2 separate regions of the Homo sapiens genome follow, and region 2 is linked to region 1. Evidence: chromatin contacts called from ENCODE Hi-C or POLR2A ChIA-PET data. All regions are on one chromosome and are shown on one strand. The core of a region is the stretch at or near the end of the contact, and the rest is flanking DNA. Distances in the headings are between cores, read along the strand shown.

What was found. Hi-C counts contacts between places; a loop is a spot of excess contacts on that map. ChIA-PET counts read pairs that join two places held with the same protein, here RNA polymerase II (POLR2A). Pooled maps may share reads with other maps.
Region 2: a loop to region 1 is called in a pooled map, with 6 times the contacts of the local background. The contact joins the promoter of ACCS here to the enhancer-like site in region 1. A Hi-C loop is called at or near these places in 1 of 168 maps with a recorded cell type or tissue (Calu3) and 5 of 50 pooled maps. POLR2A ChIA-PET finds 5 or more read pairs at or near these places in 3 of 52 experiments (H1, OCI-LY7 and WTC11).

The regions. Positions count from the first base shown.
Region 1 is chr11:43,986,222-43,991,263 of GRCh38, forward strand. It overlaps a transcript of ACCSL not described here. Among named protein-coding and RNA genes, the nearest start is that of C11orf96, 46 kb to the left of the region's middle. Within about 2 kb of position 1,575, at least 19 of the 41 ENCODE cell types and tissues checked have a DNase peak (open chromatin) inside an H3K27ac peak, as active enhancers do.
Region 2 is chr11:44,063,959-44,068,499 of GRCh38, forward strand. ACCS (1-aminocyclopropane-1-carboxylate synthase homolog (inactive)) reads left to right here and starts at 2,312. Exons shown (of 15, transcript NM_032592.4): 1 at 2,312-2,743; 2 at 3,670-3,957. The coding sequence starts at 3,670. RefSeq lists enhancers at 1,952-2,081, 2,182-2,271, 2,292-2,481.

The DNA.
Region 1 (5,042 bases), core at 325-2,824:
CTTCAGGTGACATCATCTCTCATCATGACCATTGCCAGCGCTTCCTAACCTGTCTCCCTGCTGTCTTTTTCTCCCACCCCACCCCCACCCCCCACCCACTCTTTTTAAAGGAAAATATGATCTTCAAACATAAAACTGGATTCCAGCAACCCTCTTGCTTACAACCCTTCTCTGGCTTGGCACAGATCTCAGAGTAAGACCCGGGCTTTACATGCTGGTCACGAAGCCCTGGGTTACCTGGCCCTGGCCAGCCTCACAGACCTCTCCCGGGGCCTCCCTCTGCCCCCTCAGGGTGCTCCAGCCACCCACTGTGGCCATTCTTTGATGACAATGCTGAGCTCTTGCTCACTCCAGGGCTCTTGCACCTGCTGTCTCCTCTGCCTGGAAAAACTGTTTCCCTGGAACTTTACTGGGCTGGTTTCCTTCTTATTTTCTGGGATCAGCCTAAATGTCACTTTCTCAGAGAGACAATGAAGACCCAGCCCTTCTCTCCACCAAAGGCATCTCAACGTTTGCCTGCATCACATGAGTTTGTCAACTGGGATAATCCTTTATTTGCTCATTGGCTGTTTGTCTCCCCCATAAGTGCAGGGAGCTTGTCTACAGGGTTTGCGGTGCAAATTCTAGATTCAGTGTATGAGACACCCCAATAAACTTTTGTTAATGAGATGATGGTGAGTGCTCCCTCACCACCTCCATCCCAGAAGAGGTGAAAGCAAGAGCTCCTTAGAAAGAGCCAGAGACAGTGTGATTCCAGGACTCTGGAAAGTAAGTTCTAGCAATTCCCCCACTCCAAGTACTGGCATGGTGTGGCACAGCGGGGCCTGGGACCCTGGCTGCTCTCCCCAGTGACCTGCCCCCCACCCCCGAGTCTTCTTCAAGAAGAACAAGCAATGGATCCTTGACTCCCCTGTCACTGTTGTAGGGACACGCCCATCAGGATTTCCATCCCTTTGTCCATCCTTCCATCCATCCATTTATTCAACAGATACCTACGGAATCTTCTGAGAACCTGAAGTTAGAAGACCTGGGTCCAGGTGGTGGCCCCTGCCACCAACCCACTCTGGTAGCTTTGGACAGGTCTCTGCCTCCTTCTGGGCCTCCGTTTGTTCCTTTGGAAAGTGGGAGTGTCTGGACCAGATGGAGGAATTTCCAGACTCCTCCTTTCAGAAACGGCAGCTTCCGTGGCCCAGGTGGGAAGGTGTGGCGGGGGACGGGGCTGCAGGGTGGCTGACTCAGAGCCTAGGGAAGCCCCAGTCGCTGCTTCTAGCAAGAAGTTGGCGCTAGGTATCCTTTGGCCTGTGGTCAGTGTCCAGCTGCAGCTGCTGTCTGGGAATGGAGGGAAGCAGGACAGGAAGTGGAATCTGGGTCACCAGTCCCCCAAGCCTCCCCCACAGCACCTCCCCCACTCCCTGGCTGGCTCTGCCTCCCTCTGAGCCACAGCGGTCATCCAGGCCAGGTCCAGTGACTGTTTCTACCCGGTGAAAGGAGGAGGAGGCATCACAGAGCCGGAGACCTGGCCGACTTCCCAACACAGCCCGAATCTCTTCCCAGTATAATCCAGCGCTCGGGGGGGTCAAGGCCAAGGCAGGGTGGAATCCCGACAGAAGTTGGTCTGTGGCTGGGATGTGGTGGGAACAATAATGTGCGTTTGGCAGGCAGAGAAGATTTTTCCTTTCGGGCATTTCAGACAATGCTTCTTCCCCCACCCCCCCGCAGGGAATTTTCCTGGGCCAAGAACTGACAGACCCTGAAAGAATCTGCATGGAAAATGGTTTCAGTCCCAGGGGTTAGAGCTGCTTTTTCCCACCCCCACAGGAAGGATGAATGTCCCTGATGCCCTAGCCTCAGCTCCACCATGAGGTGGACCCTTTCTTCTGTGAACTTGATCCTCTCACTGGAAAGTCTCCTCTCTGCTTTTAGGGACAGTAGTTTACAAAACTAATTCATACTAGGGTGTGAACAACTCACTCCCTGTTAGCTGTTAGGGATCTCTGTTCCCCCGCTAGGGGGAACCCTGGCAGGGCCTGCCTGGAGTGCCCACACCACTCTCCCTTACCCTTCGTGTTACCTCCAAAACACGGGGGTTCGTTTGCCTGGTGAGTAACAAATAACTCTTCATCAGAACTCAGGTTTTGATCAATAGGCGTTTTATTACTTGGCGCAAGTAAGGAGCTCCCTGGGAATATTCTCCAAAACAGTGTCTTCTAGAGGGAAGGTGACAGGAGGGTGTTACGGAGCCATGGAGAGGGGAGAGGTTGCATCATCGCATGTAGAAGGGGGTCTCGGTGGCGTAGATGCAGTGAGTCATTTTGCCAGCACACAGGCCGAATGTTAGAATAATAAAGCTACAGCTTCTCCCAGGGCAGAGACTTTAGCGTGGTAATAAGGAAAGTTCACTCAGGCTTATCACTAAGCTGCTGGGGTCTGTCAGGGTCTGTCACCTACTTAAGCAAGCAGGCCACTCGGTTCCACACAGGGTTTAGGAAGAAACAGGCTGCAGGGCAAGAGGCTGCAAAACAGGATGATTGCTCTTAAATTCCTCTAATCCTAGGAGACCATTTCTGTCTGCTGATTCTCTCTTCTTTTTTTTTTTTTTTTTTTTTTTTTGGAGACAGGGTCTGGGCTGGACTTGAGCTCCTGGGCTCAAGCAATCCTCTCTCCTCGGCCTCTAGAGTAGCTGGGACTATAGGTACATGCCACCACACCCTTCTCCCCAAACTTCCTACTGCTGTGGTCCTCACCCGCAGCCAAAAGGCAGGTGTGACAGTGCGAAAGATTGGTCCTCCCTGGGTTCTAACTGGTGAATCACAAACTCGGTTTTCTTCACGGGGAGCTGGTCTAAGGTCAGATTCAGCCAAAAGGCAGGGGACTAACAGTGGCGTTTAGGGCATGTGCAGGCTGCAGACTTTGTGGCCAGGCCTCAAGCTGCTGTGTGGGGAGGCTCAGCGCTGGGTTCAGCTCTGCCGCTCATCAGCTGTGTGGCCTTGGACCAGTCACTTTACCTCTCTGAGCCTCAGTTTTCTCACCTGTGAGATGATGACGATCTGGCCTGGCAATGATGCCACAGAGTCAACAGAAGAGGAACAGGGGAAGGTCTGGGTGAGAGGTGGGTTGCAGACAGTCGGAGCCCTCCACGGATCTCCCCTCCCCCGCCTGCCTTCCTGCCTAGGCTTGGCCAGATGGTGGGAGCTGGGAAATGCAACAGAGCTGCACGCTCCTGGTCTATTTTGAGAAGCCTCCTGTTTCCTTTCCTGCCTGGGGCCATGTGGTTACTGCAGGTCTCTGCTTACAGGACAGGCTCAGAGGGCCTGACCTTGGCCTTCCTCTGCCCCTCACTCCCAGCCCTTCCCTTCCTCGTGGTCTGGACCCCATAAATCCCCATATCCTGGTTCCCAGCCCAGGCACCATGGCCCCCACCCAGCAGGGGTGGAGATCAGGCTTTCACAGGGGATTTGGGGCAGAGGACTTTCCACTTCTCTGCACTATGGAGGAGCCAGTGAGCTGTCCCACCACATCCAGGTCCCTTTGCTGCAGAGCCTTGCTGTTGGTGGCTGCCAGCATCTCCAGCTTACTGCAGGGGTTGGGGGTGGAGTCTTCCACACTCTCCACACAGCTTCCTCCAGAGCCTCCTCAGGGTCCTGCAGAGAGAAAGGGCCACCCAGAACGCTGGCGGCCCCGCCAAGAGGTCAGGCAGCCCCTGGCTTGTGGCCTGCCTTGTCTGAGTTCCAGGTCAGCAGAGGAAGTGGTGGCCCCACATGCTGTCAGTCGCCATGCCAGAAACTTAGCAGCCACCCATGATTCCTCCCTCTCCCTTACTCCTCCCTTCCCAGAGCCCTGACCCCAGCATGCCTGGCTTTGAGTCCCACCTCTATCACTTACCAGATCTGTAACCTCTCACCTCTCTGTGCCTTAATTTACTTGCCTGTGAAGTGGAGATCAGGAGAGCACCTACCTACTTCATTGGTTTGTGGGGAAGAGATAATAGTTAACACTGACAGAGTGCTTAGGACGTTGCCTGGCTATCTTAGTCCGTTCTGCTGCTGCAACAAAATACCTTAGACTGGGTAATTTATAAATCATAGTAATTTATGTCTCATTGTTCTGGAGGCTGGGAAGTCCAACATCAAGATACAAACAGATTTAGTGTCTGGTAAGGGCCTGTTTTCTGTGGGTCATAGATGGTGCCTTCTTACCGTTTCCTCGCGAGGTAGAAGGGAAGAATTCTCATCTCTTCAGCCCCTTCTGAGGGCTCTAATCCCATTCATGAAGTGGAACCCTCATGCCTTAATACCCCCTAAAAGCCCCTCCTCTTAATACTATCACATTGGTGATTAAGTTTCAACATATGAATTTGGGGAGATGCATTTAGACCATAGCTCTGGCACATAGCAACTGCTCAATTAATGCTAGGTCTTGTTATCAAATTGGTCAACACATTCCACCCACTCCAATTCTTTGGGATTGCTTCTGCCTCCTAGATTTCTGTCCTCCTTTAGCCGCTCCTGGTGCACTGCAGAATGCTTCTCACTGGTTTCGCCATCTCTTTCTTCCACCCCACTAAAGCCAGGGGTGTGCCGTGGCTCACACCGTAATCACAGCACTTTGGGAGGCCGAGGTGGGTGGATCACTTGAGGTCAAGAGTTCAAGACCAGCCTGGCCAGCAGAGTAAAATCCTGCCTCTACTAAAAATGCAAAAATTATCCAGGTATGGTGACAGGTGCCTGTAATCCCAGCTACTTGGGAGGCTGAGGCAGGAGAATCACTTGAACCCGGGTAGCAGAGGCTACAGTGAGCCCAGATCATGCCACTGCACTCTAGCCTGGGCAACAGAGTGAGACTGTGTCTCAAAAAAGAAAAAAAAAAAAGTCTGATTAGTGTCACAGGGTTTTGGAGTCAGAGAGATTCATTCATTCACTCAACAAATATTTATTGAGGGCTTACTACATGCCAGGCCCTGTTCTGAGCACTGGGATATGGCAGTGCCCTATGCAAAGTCTGAAGCTTGTATTCCAGTGGATTTAAATGCCATTCCTGCTACT
Region 2 (4,541 bases), core at 1,062-3,561, 78 kb after region 1:
GATCTTTAGTCAATTCACATTTAATGTAACGTGTGTGTATGTCTTCCACTTAGGACAAGTGCCTGTGTTTGTTGTTTCGTGGGGTTAAATCCCCCTGCTGCATGTTTCCATGGTACCCAGTAAATAGTCTTTTTAAAATAGTCCCCACATTGTAAGTCGGCCTTCCCAATCAATCATGCAGGCTTTGGTTTGTCTTGCTCATCACCGTATCCTCGCATTTTACAGAGACCTGGCACATAACAGGCATTCACTGAGATGTGAATTACATAGAATTAAGATTTAAATAGAGGAAAATAATCGCTTCCTTATCTTACAGAAGAAAACAGTAAGGGCCAAAAAAGTCATGAGAGTTGCTCAAGGTCACAGTGTTAGCTAGTGCAAGGCAAAAGTGAAGACAAGAAGTGGAATGGCCAGAAGACAGCCATGTCTTCCCAGCCATACCTGTATTGAGAGATTCTGCTTATTTCCTTTCATGGGGAAAGAAGACTTTCCCATTCAAGGCACCTCAGAGACTGCAGCTCTACCTGGGACCTGGGTGCCCACTGTACCCATTGCCAGAATATGTAGAGCTTAGGGCAGAGTTTGAAAAATACTTTTGAAATTATATGTGTGTGTGTGTGTGTGTGTGTGTGTGTGTGTGTGTATGTAATTTTTTTTTTTTTTTTTTTTTTTTTTTAGATAGAGTCTCGCAAACACCCAGGTGGGAGTGCAGTGGCACGATCAAATTCACTGCAGCCTCTACCTTCTGGGCTCAAGTGATCCTCCCACCTCAGCCTCCCAAGTAGCTGAAACCACAGGCACATGTCATCAAGTCTGGCTAATTTACAAAAACATTTTGGCTGAGTGCAGTGGCTCACGCCTGCCATCCCAGCACTTGGGAGGCCGAGGCGGGCAGATCACGAGGTCAGGAGTTCAAGACCAGTCGGGACAATATGGTGAAACTCCATCTCTACTAAAAATACAAAAATTAGCCAGGCGTGGTGGTGCGTGCCTGTAGTCCCAGCTACTGGGGAGGCTGAGACAAAAGAATTGCTTGAACCCGGGAGGCGGAGGTTGCAGTGAGCAGAGATTGTGCCACTGCACTCCAGCCTGGATGACAGAGCGAGACTCCGTCTCAAAAAAACAAAAAAACATAAAAACCTTTTTTTGGTAGAGACACGGTCTCTCTATGTTGCCCAGGCTGGTTTCAAACTCCTGGGTTCAAGGGATGCTCCCACCTTGTCCTCTCAAAGTGTTGGCATTACAGGCGTGGGCCGCCACACCTAGCCAGAGTTCAACAAATATTGCAGGCACGTGTGGGAGACCAGGACATGCCTCCCCAAAACATGAAGGATTGTGCTAAAGACAAGCAGCAGCACATTCAGGAAAGCTCTCTACCCTGGCCCTATTTGCCTAAAAGTAGGACACAGGTTTACAAAGACAAAAGGTATCCTGTCCCTCTGTCTACCTAGGAGAACAAAGACAACTTTAGACCCCTATGGCCTGGAGATGGTACCAGAGGAATTTACATTAACAAGCTTGACTAACTGGCCTTTGTCTTTTTTTTTTTTTTTTTTTTTTGCCTTCTCACAAGTTGCCTCCTGGAGAGACTCAAAGCCCTATTTCTTTGTCTTGTAACTTAAAAAAATTACTGTTCTTTGTTGAAGATGCTATAAAAACTGGAATTCAAAGTCACCTCTTCCAGAACGACTCATTCCCTCCAGATTTCTCATGTATAAATGAAATACACATGTCAGTAAATTTCTGTCTGTTTTTCTCTTGTTAATTTGTCTTTTGTAACAGGAGTCTCCCCCAACTAAGAACCTATGAGGGCTACAGAAAATCCCCTACAAATGAAAGGGGCAGAAATGACAAACTGCGATGAAAGGCCATAAGGATGCTCACACCCGAATCTAAAAAGCCCTTTGTGTGGGCCGCAGCCAAGCATACTTTGGCAAGAAATTTCTGTGGCTCTAACCTCCTTTGAAAACTGGAGAACCAAGGCCAGGAGGCAGAAGGAGGTGGCAGACCCGGCCCGGCGGCGGCCCAGCACGCGCAGGCCACCCAGAGTGGAGGTGGGAAACGGCATTACGCCCCTTTCCCTTTTCCTGGTCCCGCGGTGCTACCTCGTGTGCCACCCTTAAAGCGTAGTCCCCGCCGAGACCGCCCCCGCCTGAGTGGCAAGGGGACGAACTGCGCCCTGAACAGGCCTGGAAGCCCAACCCGGTGCGGACCGCCCTCAGTCTCCTAGTCCGGGCGCGCTGAGCGCAGGGGGGCGCTGTCCTCACCCACGCGTAAGTCGCCGCAGGGCGTTTCCGGGCGGAGAAAACCTACACGTGATGGGCGCCCACCGAGTGCCAGCACCGCCTCCTCCAGCTCCGCCAAGTAGGTGGGATCCACTACTTTGCAGAGGAGGAAGCCGTTCAGGCCTCCCTCTGTGCACTTTGCAAAAGCCTCTGCCCTTCCATCTCGAATCCCTTGGCGCCGATCACACTTCCTCTGCCTGGAAACCTGGAGCCGTCTCTCGCGAGACGTCCTCCGCCCTGTAGAAGGCCGTTTCGGTTCTTCGTGCGCGGTAGCCGCCCCACTTGCGGGATTCCAAGGCCTCATCGAGTGCGGGTATCTGGCTGTGGATTCGCCGCCGTCCTGCTGGACGCCTGGAGGCTCGAACCCCGCCGCCCCCCTACCCCAGGCTTTACTCCCACCCCGGCTTCCGCCCACTGTGCTGCCCTTCCTCGGACCTGGGCTGTCGGGAGAGCTGGAGGTGAGCGCTCTTGGGAGAGCCCAGCCAATTTAAAGAGTACCCCTGAGAAGACTTTGCGGAGGAAAATTTAACTGCGGGTACCCGCTGAGTTTATGGTGCGCCCAGTGTTACCAGAGCTTGTGTTGTGCATCAGGACTGGGAAAATTGGCAAGGAGTTACGCTATAATGACTCATATTTTATTGAACTTTGGTCATCAGCCAGGATTTGTTCTAAGTACTTTATTGTCACTAACATATATATTTATGTCTTCACGGCCACCCCGAGGTGGTTACTGTTATATCCACTGTGCAGATGAGGAAACTAAACTGGCTTAGAGAAGTGAAGGAGTTCACACCCGCGGGCAGGAGTAGACCACCCTCTCCTTGGTGTCCACACCTCGTTTCTTCAGGACTGAAGAGGCAGGCCCTGGAGCTCTGCCTGGGTTGCCTGCACTTGTGGAGGTTCCCATTCCTCCCTTCCCTCAGTTCCTACCCGCCATCTGCCTCAGAACACCACATAATCTCATCCTACCCTTTACACCACAAGACCCCCAGGACTCCCAGGCAATACTCTGCTTTAACTCAGGAAATTTTAACCTGGCATTTGGTAATTGAGGTGAGCAAGGGTGGAAAAAGAATGTTGATGACCCCTTAGGCTGGAGAGTGAAAAACTTTTGCAGAAGTAGAACACGCTAAAGCAGCAATACATTAAAGTCACGTCAATGTGGCAAGTGCAGTCCCTGGCACGTACTAGGTCCTTAACAGATTTTTCTTGTTGAAGTCGTTGCACATATGGTTACAGCTAAGGGACACAGGAAGTGATGAGTGCATAAACCTAAAGGAAGGGGCAGATAAGAGAAAGGGGACTCCCATGACTCCAACTCCTTTCTGATGCTTGGTGCTATGGAAATCCCTTGAGCAGGCCTGTGCGTTTTGTCTTTTTGCAGATGTTCACCCTTCCTCAAAAGGACTTCAGGGCTCCCACCACCTGTCTGGGCCCCACCTGCATGCAGGACCTGGGCAGTAGCCATGGGGAAGATCTGGAAGGAGAATGCTCCAGAAAACTGGACCAGAAGCTGCCAGAGCTCCGTGGAGTGGGTGATCCTGCCATGATCTCCTCTGATACCTCCTACCTGTCCTCTAGAGGAAGAATGATTAAATGGTTCTGGGATTCAGCTGAGGAGGGCTACAGGACCTACCACATGGATGAGTATGATGAGGACAAGAACCCCAGTGTGAGTGAAGCTCCCCTCCCACTGGGACCCAAGAGAGAACTGCAGGGTGGGGTACCCTACCTTGACCAATAAGGCAGCATCCAGCCTGCTCTTATGAGGTTGGAGTTATGGTACTCTGACCTCCAAGAGGGCTTCTGATGTAGCTTAGAGAGGCCCCAGTGTACTGCCTGGATCAGGAAATGGTCCATTTAGAATATAGGGGACCTTGATTTCTGAGGGAGGAATTCAAGAACCATATGATGTTCTATGGATTCTGACCCACGACCTGTCGACTATCCAACTTTAGAGCTAGGGCAGAACTAAGGTTCAGGTTGCAACTGTTTTACTTATAGGTTGTGTGTTGCTGAGCTAGTTACTTAACTTCCTTGAATCTTAAGTTATCTCTAAAATGAGATAATAAGGCCAAGCATGGTGGTTCATGCCTGTAATCCCAGCACTTTGGGAGGCTGAGGCAGAGGGAACACTTGAGGCCAGGAGTTTGAGACCAGCCTGGGCAGCATAGCAAGACCCCATCACTACAAAAAGGTAAAAATAAAAAAATTAACAGGGTGTGGTGGCGTGCACTTGTGGTCCCAGCTACTGGG